Regions from separate parts of the Homo sapiens genome. Here region 2 is linked to region 1. A link is a loop called in an ENCODE intact Hi-C map of the cell type or tissue named here. Cell type or tissue: PC-9. All regions are shown on one strand. Each heading gives the region's core, and the rest is flanking DNA. Links, peaks and the distances in the headings are about the cores only.

The links. Peaks named below come from ENCODE experiments on the same cell type or tissue, not always from the same donor. Only the 100,000 strongest peaks of a DNase experiment are listed, where the experiment ranks them.
Region 2: it touches region 1 in a loop (4-fold over the local background); 38 of 110 quality-filtered maps call a loop at or near these places.

The regions. Positions count from the first base shown.
Region 1 is chr16:19,380,707-19,389,043 of GRCh38, forward strand. All of the region lies in intron 1 of LOC105371114 (a long non-coding RNA gene), which reads right to left. Among named protein-coding and RNA genes, the nearest start is that of TMC5, 33 kb to the right of the region's middle. In PC-9, for the core only: no CTCF peak of the experiment used is centred there; DNase peaks (open chromatin) are centred at 1,865, 4,145 and 4,755; H3K4me3 peaks cover 876 bases; H3K27ac peaks cover 4,868 bases.
Region 2 is chr16:19,499,654-19,507,990 of GRCh38, forward strand. GDE1 (glycerophosphodiester phosphodiesterase 1) reads right to left here. Exons shown (of 6, transcript NM_016641.4): 4 at 8,034-8,126; 5 at 5,228-5,439; 6 at 2,040-3,964. The coding sequence ends at 3,817. Among named protein-coding and RNA genes, the nearest start is that of TMC5-AS1, 16 kb to the left of the region's middle. In PC-9, for the core only: CTCF peaks have their summits at 3,194 (motif pointing left) and 3,393; DNase peaks (open chromatin) are centred at 3,168 and 6,148; H3K4me3 peaks cover 1,959 bases; H3K27ac peaks cover 4,115 bases.

The DNA of each region.
Region 1 (8,337 bases), core at 184-8,183:
AATATTTTCCTTTCCCTCCTCCTCCTTCATTCAATCACCAAATCCTGTAATATCTCCCTCAGAATGAGCACATGAGGCTGGGCACAGCGACTCATGCTTGTAATCCCAGCATTTTGGGAGGCCAAGGCAGGCATTAGGGCCAGGAGTTCCAGACCAGCCTGGGTAGCATGGTGAAACCACATCTCTACCAAAATATGTATATATATATATATACAAAAATTAGCTTAGCTGGTCATGGTGGCACACACCTGTAGTCTCAGCTGCTTGGGAGGCTGCGGTGGGAGGATCACATGAGCCTGGGGAGGTCAAAACTGCAGTGAGTGATGATTGCACCACTGCATTCCAGCCTGGGCAACAGAGCAAGACTCTGATTAAAAATTTTTTTTTTTTGCTGGGCATGGTTGTGCACACCTGTAGTCCCAGCTACTCAGGAGGCTGAGATGGAGGATCACTTGAGCCCAGGAGTTTGAGGCTACGGTGAGTTATGATTGTGCCACTGCACTCCAGCCTGGATGACAGAGCAAGACCCTGTCTCAAAAATAAAATAAAATAAAAATAAAATGCCAACATGATAATGTCACACTCTTATATTAGTAATGTCTGTTTATTCCCAGCTAGAACTCTCATCTTTGGCTTAAATAGACACTCACAACCTTAGCTCCTTTTCCATCCTTCATTCCTGCCACATCTGCCCCAGATGTGCTCTGCTCCTGCCACACTCACCTCAAATGTAACTGTGGTGGCCAGCATCCAAGATGACCATCAGGGATTATCATCTGGCAATGATGCCCGTGTCTGATCCCTTTCCATGTTGGATGGAGCTAAGCGATCTGTAGGATATTGCAAAAGTGGCAACATATAGCTTCCAAGCATAGATCATTAAAGATGTTGTGTCTTTCTCCTTGCTCTCTCTTGAGCTGCTCTCTTGGGGAAGTCAGCCATCCTGTTGTGAGGACGCTGAAGCAACCCTGTGGGAATATCAGTGTGGTGAGAAACTGAGGCCCCCAGCCAACAGCCATGCGCGTGAGCTGCCTTGGAAGCCTGACTTCACACATCCACCTGATGACTTCTGGAAGCCTGACTCCACGTGTCCACATCTGCTCCATCTCCTTCAGAACTAGGCTGTTGGCCAATGCCCCTGTTTGTGTCTTGCTATTTCACTTGGACTATGACTAGGATTCAGGGGGCAAAAATCACCAATTATGGTGAATTCATGTTTTAGTTGATGCAGCTCCCATCAGCAAGGGCTTTTGCCTTTTTTAATGAAAATACCCACCTGGCATGGTGGCTCACACCTGCACTTTGGGAGGCCGAGGCAGGTGTATCGCTTGAGCCCAGGAGTTCAAAACCAGCCTGGGAACATGGTGAAACCCTGTCTCTACTAAAAACAAACATTAGCCAGTCATGGTGGTGCACACCTGTAGTCCCAGGTACTAGGGAGGCTGAGGTAGCAGGATTGCTTGAGCCCAGGAGGTGGAGGCTGCAGTGGGCCATGAGCATGCCACTGCACTCCAGCCTGGGAGACTGAGCAAGACCATGTCTTAAAAAAAAAAAAGAAAAGAAAGAAAAGGAAAAAAGAAATACCCAAAGCCTGAGCTGACCTGGTGATTCTGCCACCCCTGCAATCCTGATTGAATAATGCAACCCAAATTGGTCATAAATTATTCTCATGTAATTTGAAATCATCTACCACAAGGAGAACAAACACAAAAACTGCATAATCTCACAGCTTGCTGATAAGAACAGAGGGCTTACCAGTGGCAGTGAGGGCTTGGTGCTTGCCCTTGAAAGTGGAGTTCTCATCTGGAATTTCTATAATAGACCCAGAGTCAACAGCCAGGTTCATGCCTGAGGGACCTCAAGGACCATACTGGTTGCTCTGTGAAATGACTACCCCTGGCTTTTGGGAGGTTTAGAGATGACTTGAGCTCTTCATAACTAAAAACATCCATGGCATTTGAGCCTCACCCAATCTCTCAACTTTGTCATTCCCTGGGGATTTAGGGTGCACCGTTGGCTGGGGAACCAGCTGGCTAAAGAGAGAGGCAGTGCACCTGAGACTGTACATGAGCCCGGGCACCTGAGACAGGGAATCTGAGACAGTACTCTCTGTACTTCTTTATCCTCCTCTATAAAGTGATTCTAATAATAGCATCTACCTCTGTAGAAGAAAAAATTATTCAATGGCACATGTTAAAATACGGTAAGGCAGATTTTTCAGGACCATCATGATAGGTATAGGGAACATAGTAATGAAATTTTGCAATGGGAGAGAGATTGGGCTCAGTCTTAAATGGCTGGCCGGCTAAGTGGCTGACTGGGAGGCTGGGTGAGGGGTAGGCTGGGAGGCTGGCCGAGTGGCTGTCTTGGAGGCTTGCCAGCAGGCTGGCTGGCCCGCTGAGATGCTGGTGGGCTGGCTGAGAAGCTGGTCGAGAGGCTAGCGGGCAGTCTTCCTGGCTGAGTGAGAGGCTGGCTGGCTGAGAGTCTGGCTGAGAGGCTAGCTGAGATGTCGGCTGGCTCCGTCTGGGTTGGATGAGGACACTTTGGAGGAGGGAGCAGGAATAAGGAAGATACCCTTACCACCTGCTATCCCCCAGAGCTGGGAGCACCCGGCGCTGAGGGTGGGAGGCGGCAGTGACCGGGCACAGCTTATAGCACCCGGCTCCCTCCGTGCACCCTCGGATGCCAGGAACACCTTCCCTATGAGCACTCCCCATGGCCCTACCGTGGTGGACTGCGGGCCGCAGTCTCTATCTTATCCTCAAAGGTTTTCTGTAGATCTAAAACTGTTCTAAAACAGAAAATTATGTGTGTGGGTAAGTAATTTCCTGGCTCAAAATAAAAGCTATTTTCATTGTGGTTAAGGGTAAGGTCACTGGATGAGAACCTGGTTTCCGATTATTTCCTGTGTGAGCTGGACCACATGCCACAACCTTTCTGAGCCTGTTTTCTCATCCATAAAATGAGGATATAAGACTAGAGCTTAGGTCTCAGGGCTGTGGCAAGAACAATTGCCTAGAGGCAGCCTATATTTCCATCGATAGGAGATGGATTAAATAAATTTTGACACATCTGTGCAGCAATTACCTCTATATGTAGATATATAGAAAATTATATTTATAGAAGGTTTATTATTATTATTATTAATATTCTGAGATGGAGTCTCTGTCGCACAGGCTGGAGTGCAGTGGCGCAATCTCGGCTCTCTGCAAGCTCCACCTACGGAGTTCACGCCATTCTCCTGCCTCAGCCTCCCGAGTAGCTGGGACTACAGGCGCCCGCCACCACACCGGCTAATTTTTTGTATTTTTGGTAGAGACGGGGTTTCACCATGTTAGCCAGCATGGTCTCGATCTCCTGACCTCGTGATTCGTTGGCCTCGGCCTCCCAAAGTGCTGGGATTACAGGTGTGAGCCACTGCGCCCAGCCTATAGAAGGTATATTATGAAGTGAAAAAGCAAGGTGGAAGCTAGACATAGTGGCTCATGCCTATAACCCCAGAATTTTTGGAGGCTGAGGCAGGAGGTTCGTCTGAGTCCAGGAGTTTAAGACCAGCCTGGGCAACATAGCAAGACACCCATCTCTACAAACAATAAAAAAGTAAAAATTAGCCAGGGATGGTGGCACATGCTTGCAGTCCTGGCTACTCAGGAGTCTAAGGAAGGAGGATTGCTAAGCCCAGGATTTCAAGGTTACAGTGAGCCATGCTCATGACACTGCACTCCAGCATGGGTGACAGAGTGAGACACTGTCTCAAAAACAAAACAAAACAAAACAAAACAAAACAAGATGCCAGGTAAGCCACCTTTGGGGTTAAAAAACCAAGAATATATGTGTATATGTTTGTAAATGCATCATACATCTCAGGACAAGGGCAGGGAAAATTTTACTGATTACCCCTTTTTTTTACTAAATAGACATATTACTAATACATGCTCAAATTTTAAAAAATGATCTTTAAGTCTGTGGCACAGAGGAAGTGTCAGGAAATGATGGCTATTTCTATTGTGAGACAATTCCTCCCTCTTCCCTTCCTTACTGGAGGCCACCTCCCCACCCCCAGTCCCAGCCTGCAGATCTGGAAAGGGATGGGTGGAACCCAGTTGTTCCACGTATGGAAGATGGAATGTGATGGAGGCGAGTGGTGACTGTGCAGTGACCTTAGAGAGAAGACCCAGCACTTCCTGCTGGCTGCACCTGGCACCTGGCACCTGGCACCTGGCCCTGACTTGGATCTGCACCTGAGCCAGGGAGACCTCAGTTTTTTTCTTCCAGGAGCAGAAGAATGAACCAGGTTCCTGAAGGAGACTTCCCACTCCCAGAAGAGGAACAATTTTACAGGAATAGAAATTGGATAGTTCTTCAGGAAACAACAGTCTCTTAAATCTCCTGTTTGAAGGAATAGAAGACGACCATTTAGGAGGATGTCTTTGTTCTCAGGAGGTACCTAGAAAAGTAGCTGGGATTGAGGTAGGCTAAAAGATGTCTCCCGAAGATTTCAGACCCTAATCTAAAAAAAAAAGTGTGAACATTACTATGTAGTGAAGAATTACTTTACTCACAGAGAGGTCTATCCCTTTGCCTCCAGCTCCTGGGGGGTGATCTCTAAGCCCCTGAGATGGACATCTTTATTTACCTGGATCCTTGGGTGACATCAGATAATTTAGCAATGTGATTTATGGTGGAGCTTTGTGAATTAGCCAACAAATGTATGATAATTTGTTGCAGCAGTCACAAGAAACGAATACAGGAATGCAGTTTCAAAAAGTCTGTAATTAACTCTCATATGGCTCAGAGAGAAGTAGGAAGAAGCAAGTCTGGTAAAATGTGAACAATTAGTGAACTTACATAAAAGGAATGTGGTTGTCTATTGTACTGTTCTTGCAAATTTTTGTTGGTTTGAAAATTTTCAGAATAAAAGATGGAGGAAGGAATAAAAATACTCATTTAAAACATTACAGTATAGGCCGGGTATGGTGGCTCATGCCCGTAATCAACATTTTGGGAGGCTGAGGCAAGAGGATCGTTTGAGGCCAGGAGTTTGAGACTAGCCTGGCCAACATGGCAAAACCCTGTCTCTACTAAACATGCGAAAATTATCTGGGTGCGATGGCACACAACTGTAACCCGAGCTACTCAGGAGGCTGAGGCAGGAGAATCTCTTGAACCCAGGAGGTGGAGGTTGCAGTGAGCTGTGATCACACTACTGCACTCCAGCCTGGATGACAGAGTGAGACCCTGTCTCTAACAATAATAAAAATAAAATAAAATAAAACAAAACAGCATGGAAAAGTCCAGGATCTTCAAATATTGCTGGAGTATTACTGCCAAGCCCAATGTAGTCAGAAGTAGGATTTGAACATTTAAATGCATCCTTTGCTGATTGGACAGAATGTAACCTTTAAAAATTATTTTCCTTCTTATACAAACAGCAGGGTTCCTTCTTCATCACTGAAGAATAAGATGGCATGCTTCAGACCACAGCATCAATGCCCATGCCAGGTAGCTTCACTTTGTGGTTCCTGGGTGATGGCTCTGTGTTCCCATCCAAATCTCATACTGAATTGTAATCCCCAGTGTTGGAAGTGGGGCCTGGTGGGAGATGATTGGATCATGGGGGTGGTTTCTAATGGTTTATCATCATCCTTCTAGTGGTGTCTTGTGACAGAGTTCTCCTGAGATCTTCTTGTTTAAAAGTGTGTAGCACTTCCCCTAAGCCTCTCTCCTCCTCCTTCTCCTGCCATGCAGATGTGCCTGCTTCCCCTTTGCCTTCTGCCATGATTGTAAGTTTCCTGAGGCCTCCCCAGCCATGCATCCTGTACAGACTGTGGAACTGTGAGCCAATTAAACCTCTTTTCTTTATAAATTAGCCAGTCTCAGGTATGTCTTTATAGCAGTGTGAGAACAGATGAATGCACTGGGCTTGTTTCTTGTGCTCAAAGGCCAAGTGTCATGGATATTAATTACCAAGTCACATGCTGGTCATAAACTTACATGATGTGCTCCCTGGAAACTAAGCTAGAAACTCACCAAGGAGGGTTTGGTGGCGTGGGGGTGCAGGTTGGGGGATCAAAGGAACTGATGAGAGGCACAGAGAATAGGAGACCTGGTTTCTTGCACTCTGCCCTGTATCACATTTCTGCTGGTGCTGAGGTTAATTGCACCACCTCTGGGAGTGATTTACTCAGGCTGTGATCCTGGCCCCAGCTCTGACTACTTGGTAATTGGCAAATTATTTGACACCTTTATGCCTAAGTTTCCTCATCTGTAAAATGGATGTGATAATAAGTGCTGTAATGTTTTTAAAAATAAATAAGGATAGGGTCTCGCTATGTTGCCCAGGTTGTTCTCAAATTCCTGGGCTCAAGCAATCCTCCTGCCTTGGCCTCCCAAAGTGCTGGGATTATAGGCATAAGCCACCATGCCCAACTGAGTAATATTTACTGCTGCATAACAAATTTACCCAAAATATAGCAATCTAAAACAACAAATAAGAATTTATTGTCTCTCACAGCTTCTATAGGTCAGGAATTCAGGAGCAGCTTAGCTTGGAGTTTCTGGCTCAGAAACTCAGGGTCTCTCATGAGTTTGCAGTTAAGATGTTGCAGGAGCTGCAGTCATCTGAAGGCTTGACTGGGGCTGGAGGACCTGCTTCCAAGGTGGCCAGACACATGGCTGTTCCTCTGTTCCCCTACACACAGGCATCTCCACAGGGCTAACTGTGGGTCCTTACAAAATGACAGCTGGCTTCTCCCAGAATGGGTAACTCAAGAGAGAGAAAGAGGAAGGAAGCAGCAGCAGTGTCTTTTATAACCTAGTCTTGGAAGTCACATGCCATCATTTCTCTGTTTTCCTTTTTTTGAGACAAGGTCTCACTCTGTAGCCCAGGCTGGAGTGCAGTGGTACAATCACAGCTCACTGTAGCCTCAACCTCCTGAGGGCTCAAGAGATCCTCCTGCCTTAGCCTCCTGAGTAGCTGGGACGACAGATGTGTGCCATTGCCACCATGCCAGTTAATTTTTAATATTTTGTAGAGGTGGGGTCTTACTATATTGCTCAGGCTGACATACCATTATTTCTACAATATCTTATTGGTGGCACATATTGGCCCTATTCACAGGGCATACACAAGAAGGTGAATACCAGGAGGGGAGGATCATTGAGAGCCATTTTGAAGGCTGTCTACCACAAGTATCTAACTCAAAGGGTTGCCATGGGGATTAAATGCGTTAGTATATGGAAAGAATCCTAGACCAAAGCTTATATACAGTAAATGTTTATAAATGTTAGTTTTTGTTATTATTGGCCCGTAGCATAGCAGTTTCACTACAGATACTGTCATTTTTAAGGTAATAATCTTTCTGTCTTCGTTTGTTTGTTTGTTTTTATCTGGTTACAGATTAAAATCAGCAATTATCTTTTTTTTTTCCTTTTTTGCCCATCTTCAATCTCAAAATCACCTATGGATTTTTGAGTTGAATGTTGTCTTTTAAAACAATTTTAAATGGTTTTGAACTTATGAAAATAATGCTTGTTGAAAAACTTGACAGAAATATGTATAACATGGCCAGGCACTGTGGCTCATGCTTGTAATCCCAACACTTTGGGATCACTTGAGGTCAGGAGTTTGAGACCCAACTGGGCAACAGGGCAAAACCCCATCTCTACTAAAAATACAAAAATTACCCAGGCATGGTGGCACGTGCCTGCAATCTCAGCTATTCGAGGGGCTGAAGCAGGAGAATCGCTTGAACACAGCAGGTGGAGGTTACAGTGAGCTGAGATCGTGCCACTGCACTCCAGCCTCGGCAACAGACCAAAAATCCATCTCAAAGAAAAGAAAAAAGACATATGTATAACATATGCTTGTTCTCAATAACACAGAAACAAGCAGAATAAAAAGTAGCATCCCTCTTCATACCTCTCTCGTGCTTCTCTTCCCAGAGGTAACCACTTTTAAGTTTATAGTCTTCTGACCACTTTGTCTTAAAAGACATGCTGTACTGGTATTAAATACATGGGATTATTGTGTTTATATGGGTCAGTGATTTAAGAATTGGTTGAACAGTTTATCTTGAAAATTATGCATGTTATAACAAGGCATTTAGATAATAGCCCCAAGCTCCACCTCACTCCTGCTGGCATGACCATTGTGAAATATTTTTTTTCTAGAGGGTAGGGGGATGTTTTCATATTTTGGGATATTACATAGGATGGAATAATGGAATTGTGATACAGCTGGATCTACAAATAGGCTGGTTGACTTCATTTCACATCTACAATGCAATATTGGAGAAAGGGTGTGAGCTCTGAATTGGAGACCGATCTGGATTTGAA
Region 2 (8,337 bases), core at 226-8,225, 120 kb after region 1:
GTGGTGAGCAAGATGGTGAACAATTCATGGTGCTGCCTGTCTAGCAGGTTTAGACATGAATTTAATTCTTAAGCAATAATTAATTACAGTTGTAGTAGATGCTCTGAAGAAGCACAGGGACTAAGGGAGACTTGTCTGTGGGGTCAGTGCAGGCAACCCATGGAAGTGATGTTGGAAGTGATTTTATTCCCCTTGGGGTCATCTTAGTGCTGTTTGTGCTTTTTTCTTTGCTTTTTTTTGAGATGGAGTTGGAGCCTCCCTCTGTCTCCCAGGCTGGAGTGCAGTGGTACAATCTCAGCTCACTGCAACCTCCCCCTCCTGGGTTCAAGTGATTCTCCTGCCTCAGCCTCCCGAGTAGCTGCGATTACGGGAGCGTGCCACCAGGTCCGGCTAATTTTTGTATTTTTAGTAGAGACGGGGTTTCACCATGTTGGCTGGGCTGGTGTTGAACTCCTGACCTCAGATGATCCGCTCGCTTCAGCCTCCCAAAGTGTTGGGATTACAGGCGTGAGCCACCATGCCCGGCTGCTGCTTGGGCTTCTACAATGAAATCTGAACTCTCTCTGAAAGCATCACTTCTGCTCATTCACCAGATGCTAAGTGCTTCCATCTAGAATGCTTCTCCCTTCACCTCCATCCCTTGTCTCCACTTCAGTGCAGCCCTGCTTCTCCTGGAGGTGTACATGCAGTGGATAGTGGCTCATGCCTGTAATCCCCGCACTTTGGGAGGCTGAGGTGGGCGGATCACCTGAGGTCAGGAGTTCGAGACCAGCCCAGCCAACATGGTAAGACCTTATCTCTACTAAAAATACAAAAATTAGCCGGGCGTGGTGGCAAGCGCCTGTAATCCCAGCTACTCAGGAGGCTGAGGCAGGAGAATTGCTTGGACCCAGGAGGCAGAGGTTGCAGTGAGCTGAAATCGCACCACTGCGCTTCAGCCTGGGTGACAGAGTGAGACTGTCTCAAAAAATAAAGAAACTACTGTACATGGAAAGCATTTTAAACAGTCTAGGACATGGTAGGCAGTCAATAAATGTTAATTAGCAAGGATTTTACATGCACTCTTTCATTTAATCACTACCACCGCAAGAATACTACCCCTATTTTACAGATAAATTCAGTAACTTACCCAAGGTCATATAGCTGGTAAGTTGCTGAATAGGAAGGCAGACTTGGCTTTCTCTGATTCCAAATCCTGTTATTAACCCTATACTAAGCCTTCCAAGGAAGTGCTTAATAGTAGTTATTAATACCTTATTTCATCATTCAAATTCTCCACCTTTTGAGGCCCTGACCATCTTAGCATAGGACCTAAATCCTTAATTTGGCCTGGCTGAATCAAAGGTAAAATGGATTTGGGATAAAGATCAAGAGACAGAGATCTCATGGCTCTCCAGAGATCTTCCCACAACACAAAGGGATATTATTATTATTATGAAATTTTTAAAGATTGGAGTCAAACTCTGTCCCCTAGGCTGTAGTGCAGTGGCACGATCCTAGCTCACTGCAGCCTCAACCTGCTAGGCTCCAGTGATCCTCCCATCTCAGCCCCTATTTGTAAATTTTTTGTAGAGATGGGGTCTCACTATGTTGCCCAGGCTAGTGTTGAACAGCCTGTTGAACAGCTAGTGTTGAACAGAGGTATCTTTTTTTTTTTTTTTTTTTTTTTTTTGAGACAGAGTCTTGCTCTCTGGCCTAGGCTGGAGTGCAGTGGTACAATCTTGGCTCACTGCAACCTCTGACTCCTGGGTTCAAGCAATTCTCCTTGCTTCAGCCTCCTGAATAGCTGGGATTACAGGCATGTGCCACCATGCCCAACTAATGTTTGTATTTTTAGTAGAGATGGGGTTTCCCCATCATGGCCAGGCTGGTCTCAAACTCCTGGCCTCAAGTGATCCACCCACCTCAGCTCCCAAAGTGCTGGGATTACAGGTATGAGCCATCACGCCTGGCCTGATGTATCTTCTTTGGTCACTTTTTCCTCCTCCTTTCACTCTAGTCATAACATGGCACGGAAGTACATGCAGTTTAGACATTTGTTGCACTCAATGAACAAATCTTTGTTGTTTATTTTAAAATTCAAGACAATTTTTTTGCAAATGCTGATTCAAAACGTACCAATCCCCATCTATCATGCCTATGCCAATACAATCTGTCACAAAAAAGTTTGCTTCTCATTGTCACATAGCTATGGGGACTGGTGGCCTTCTAAAATCACTGTCCAGCTGCTGCAAGTGTGAGGCCAGCAACCCACGGCAGGGATGCAGGAGGGAAGCCATGGCTAAGCTGTGGGCCTGGACAAAGGCCACAGATGGGGTTGAAAGGTGAGAAGCGGTAAGCTAGAGGAGACAGACGGCGTTGCCATTAAAAACAATTCAACTTCATTTTAATGTTGCTATGTAAGTTCACAATAAAATCCCTGGAAGTTCAAATTGGAAAGAGCAGTTTGGGGTCATGGGCTCAACAATATAAAGGCAGATTCAGTGAGGGGTAAGGGTAGTGGCTCTGGGGGCAGACTGACCTAGATTTGAATGCCAGTTGTACCAGACTCAAGACACCTTGGGTAAGTGGTTTTATGAAGTACCTCAGTTCTTCATCAGTAGAAAGAGTGCTAACACCTCCATAAGACTTTTGTATGGATTGAGTAAGATAATGCATGTTAAACCACTTGTATAGTTTCTGGCTAACTGTAAACAAGATGTTCTAGAAGTTCTAGTTATCTTTTTTTTTTTTTTTTTTTTTTTTTTTTTAAGAGTCAGGTTCTCACTGTGCCACCAAGGTTGTAGTGCCGTGGTGTAATCATGGCTCATTGCAGCCTTGAACTTCTGGGCTCAAGTGATCCTCCCACCTCAACCTCCTGAGTAGCTGGGAATACAGGCATGCACCACCATGCCTAATTTTTTAGAGATGGGGTCTTGCTATATTGCCCAGTCTGGCCTCAAGTAATCCTCCTGCCTCAGCTTTCTGAATTGCTGGGATTATCGGCATGAGCCACTGTGCCCAGCTAAGCTGTGACTTTTGAGGCAACCCCTTCCCTTCCACAGAGTTTAGTTTCCTCATTTGTAAAATGAGGACAAACCTAGATATTTTTGGAAGTTTCTTCCAGTTCTAATTGCCTATGATCAGATCACATCTGTTGCAGAGCTTCCTAAAAAGCCTGGAAAAATGCAACTCTGCCCCCTGGTGGTTTGCAGCTCTCTATTCAAGATGCTATAAATCCCTCATTGGCTTCAAGACCTCCCTACCATTTTGGTTGCTGTACACTGAAGCCTCACTGGATTGCATGGTGGCTTCCCCAAATTCCGTATGCCTTAGGATATGATGCTTGGCACACAGTTTTCCTTTAGTGCTCCTTTTAATAATTTTATTAGTATGGCCACAAGTTTGATGTCTACAGTACATGTTAACATAGCTGAGTACAAATATTTGAAATAAGTGTGGCAAGTTTTAAAATGTCAACTCTGAGTTATCATGCATGTCCCATGCATTTACATCTGCATCTGCAAACTGTACAATTCAATCTGTGCTTATCCTCACTGGGTCTCCCTGTGTGCCTCAGCTAGGGCAGGGCAGGGGCTCTTGTGCGTTTTTTCAGACCCAGATTTTCAAGAGCAACAGTGTTGAACTCTGGCATGCCATGGTGCATGGTGGCAACACCGGGTTTAGCTTTGGTTCAGGTAAAAATGCAGTGACCAACTATTGCATTTGTGTGAGTCACCTGATTCCCCAGGGCCTGGGCTAGCACAAAGGGTATTTTGATATCCCTGTATGAGGCCCCTGGCAGTTTCTGAACCCGTTTCGTCCCACCGTGAAAGTCTAGAAGTGAGGTTCGCAGTCTTCTACCATGCTGTCAGTGATATAGCTGGAACCAAGATGGGATTCGTAGTAACTCTTTTCATCAAAGGTATTAACAGTCCAACCAACAACCTGGATTCCTTTAGCTGACCACTTCTTCAAGTAGGCCCTGGGGAAAGAGGAAAGCCAATCCTGTTAGAATAATAAGCAGCTGTCTCAGGAATCCATAATGGCCACTAAGTATGGTGTTCACTGCATACCAATGGTGCCCAGAGAATGCCTCCTAACTGGCCTCTGCACTGTGATCAGAGGGACTGTTCCAAAACCCAGGATGCCATGAACCTCCTCTACACTGTCCCAGCTTAAAACATTTCAGTAGCTCACTAATGATCGCCACCCCCAAATGTCCTTGGCACAGCCACTGAAGGTGTGCCTGACCTGGCCCCGACCTGTCTCCTTGGCTTCATCTCACACCACATTCCCCCTTTCTTTTCTGTGCTGATTAATTTTAAATTAATTGAAAGAATATTAATTTTCTTTCACTTCCTGGAAAGAACCATGTTCCTTCCTGCCAGAGCACATTACATGTATTTTTCTCTCTGATCTGGATTCCTCCCAATTCCCACTCACCCTTCAGATCTTAGCTTAACTGTCACTTCCTTGGGGATGCTGTTTCTGACAACCCAGACCAGATTAGATTATAGCCCATGCACAGTTTTCTCTGACATAGCCTGTATCTTAGTTTTAACTTTATATTGATTGGATTTTTATTTGATTAGCATCTCTCACTCTCCCACTTGGCTATAAACGTCACGAGGGCAGAGATCATGGCTTTGATTCTTTACCCACTGCATCTTCAGCTTCTCAACATGGAACCTTGCAATAGTATAGGCACTTACCAAATATTTATTGAACTGAATCATGTATGTCTGAAATAATACTAGACCTACAACTCTAATTAGCTGAAATATACAGATACAGAATTGCCAAAGAAATGATTCCGAGATCGCTAGCAGGTTAGGAAATGGAAATTTTATGGGGAGAGGTGGGGGAGTGCCTATAACATAAGACGGTAGTGGGGAGGCTGGTGCCCACAGGATGTCTTCACTGTGGTTCTGCCCAGGATCCTGTGTTGGCTTTCAAAAAAACCAGTCACAGAAATAAAATCCCTTGCTCAGCATAGTGTCACAGGTTCATTTTTTTTCTTCAAAATACACTAAAAAACCGAAAATATGTGATCGACTCGGTCTGAAAACAGTGAAATATGCCTGAACTCTTCCCACCTAAGAAGCGAAATTGGTAATCCAATTTAGAGGTATGGTAAGCTTTGCAGGTCAGAACCAATTCAGGTTGTCTACTCTGTTAATCCTTCCTTTCAAATAAGAGCATTCAGGATGTCTGTCTGGGTAAAATAAAAAACCTTCCAACTTACGGGGATACAAAATCCTTTTGCATGAGGAAAGCTGAAATTCCACACAGGTACCACAAGATATTATGCATGCTCCAATCGAGCAAAATGTCCATCATAACAAATATAAAATGTTTCCAGAAAGTATCATAGCGTGGTTTCCCATCTCCTGTATGGCTTAGGCTCCAAGGTCTGTGAGTTAATGCTGTTATTACATCCCGATCTGTTTGTCTCATCTGCAAAGGAATTTGGGGAAGTAAAATAATGATCATATGTAAAGTTGAATACTTATTAGTTTAGATTTAGCCAATGTGCTCAATCAGATGAGGTGGTCATGGTTGGTACCCTGCCCCGGTATCTACTAAATAAGTTCTCAATCATAAACCCTTTGAGAAAATAATGTGAAGAATGTAAAGCACTAATATGCAGCACATATGAGAACTTTTTTTTCCCAGTCCTTAAAAACTGCAATCCTATCTTTAAAATGGAAAAATTAAAACTTCAGGATCAAATTTTAATAATGTCATGAGAATAAACTTTTAATTGGCTATTGACTTAAATCCTGGCCAGAGATAATTAATTAGAACTCAATGAGGAGGGAACCAAGGTCAGTTCAAGATGGGCTGTTTAGTTTTGACCCTTTCCAGAGCAAATGGCTGAAGAGTTGTAGGGGTGAGGAGGGGGATGGGGAAGTGAGGTGGGAAGGGAGAGAAGGGATTGTGACGAGAGAATGGGAGAGGACAACAGAGAAATGGAGAGATGTGGATGGAGTTCCTTTAGTCTCTGCTCTTGTGCTCCTCTGGGGGAATGTCTTATACGTTTTAAAGGACTCTGTGGTCAAGGAAGTTTGGGAAACACTGTTCCAAATGTCTGCAAGCCCCATGACCCTATTCAACTCCATGACAGCTTCTATTGATAGGCTCTATCCTCACTGTAAAAATTTTCAATGTATGCTCTGTTGGTCACTGGTAAAGAATGCTACGGAACCAGCTTGTTATTCTGGAAACTGGTAAATAAAAGGAAAGATAAAGCATTTATTCTGCCTATTTGGTAACTAAATAGTAGAGGAGGAAAAGTTTCTTTTTAAAGATCTATTTCAGCTAATGCAAGAAGTAATAGAATTAAAATATCAGCATTTTGTAGCTCCCTAGAAAATGGACAGATCTGGCCAATGAGCATCAATAGCAGCCAAAAACAACAGGAGTCAACCAGATGTCAAGTGCCTCCTGACGGAAAAACACCCTCATCTCTAGAGTTATCTTGCCAAGAATAACCAACCCTAACCTCATCAAGGCAAGCTTCCAGCTCTCGCTACCAGTTTATAGAAAATAAAGAGAAAAAAATATTAAGCCATATCATGGCATAATCAGCAAAATTTGGACTTGGGTAAACTCTACAAAACAATAATCCGGTTTCTTCAGTAAATACAAAACAAGGACCCCCCCCAAAACAAACAAACAAAAAAAACAGAGAGAGAGAGAGACAGAACCTGCAAGTTTTAAGATTTACAGTTGCCGGCAGGGCATAGTGGCTCACACCTGTAATCATTTTGGGAGGCCGAGGCAGGCAGATCACCTGAGGTCAGGAGCTCGAGACCAGCCTGGCCAACATGGCAAAACCCCGTCTCTACTAAAATACAAAAAAAATTAGCCAGGCATGGTGGTGTGTGCTTGTAATCCCAGCTACTCAGGAGGCTGAGGCAAGAGAATTGCTTGAACCCGGGAGGCAGAGGTTGCGATGAGCCGAGATCATACCACTGGGCGACAGAGCAAGACTCCGTCTCAAAAACAAACAAAAAAAGATTTACGATTGTAACACGCCGATCTTACTTGGGTCCTATTCGAATGAGCAATTTATGAAAAACAACCATTTATGACATTTCCGAGACAAGTCAAAATTTATACACTGGATATTTGATGATATGAATAATTTATTGTTAATAATTTTTAGATGGGACAATGGCATTGTGGCTATGTTTTTAAAAAGGCATCACTAGGCTGGTTACTGTGGCTCATGCCTGTAATCCCAGCACTTTGAGAGGCTGAGGTGGAAGGATTGCTTGAGCTTAGGAGTTGGAGAACTGCCTGGGTAATACAGGGAGACCCTGTCTCTACAAAAAATAAAAATAAAAAATTAGCTGGGCGTGGTGACGTGCGCCTGTGGTCCCAGCTACTTGGAAGGCTGAGGCAGGAGGATCATTTGAGCCTGGAAGGTCAAGAGTGCAGTGAGCTGTGATCACACCACTGCACTCCAGCCTGGGAAACTGAGGGAGAACCCGTCTTTTAAAATAAATAAATAAATAAATAAATAAATAAATAAATAAATAAAATGGCATCACTTTTTAAAGATTCTTAATGCAATTTTATGGATGGAATAAGATTTGCTTCAAAATAACACTGGGGAGGATCAATGGGGTTATGGGTGAAATGAGCTGGATCACAGTTAAAGGGGGGGTACACTACTACTTTATTTTATGCATGTTTTAGATTCTCCATAATTAAGAATTTATTTTATGAAGGTATGTTCTGCTGTTAGTTGGTGAGAAGTAGGGGCTACATAATTCTTTTCTGTTGTGAGAATTTTACTACAGTAATCTGAGTGAGCCTATAAACAACATAAAAGAAGGGGCAAAAGAGGAATAATGGCATTCTGTAAGGGGTATGAGTACATTCCCCTTCTGGAATTTCTCTGGTTAATTTAAAAGAGGAGCTTCTCAACTGTGACCCTGATGCAGTTCAATTTAATAGGCATCTATCCTGTGCTTACGCAGCCCATTGCAATTATCTACACCAGCTCACCTAATATGTACAAGAAAAATCCCGAATGTTACCTTGTAGATAACTTCTGGCAAGAAAGAACAGACCACACTATTATTATACAGTTGAGGAAATTCCATATACATTTTCTTTAGAGCCTCAGTAGCCTGTAAAATAAAGAGATTCATATATTTAAAATTGATTAAAATGTGATAGATAGCCCCAGCCAATAACTATCACATATTAAGTACAACCCTATGGAATAAAACAGAAGTTTACTAGAAATGGAGGTACTGAAAGTATTGGTAGAGTCTATTATCCACTGGGATGCATTTTAAACTCACACCAGCAGCAAACAAGGAAGAAGGTGGAGTACTG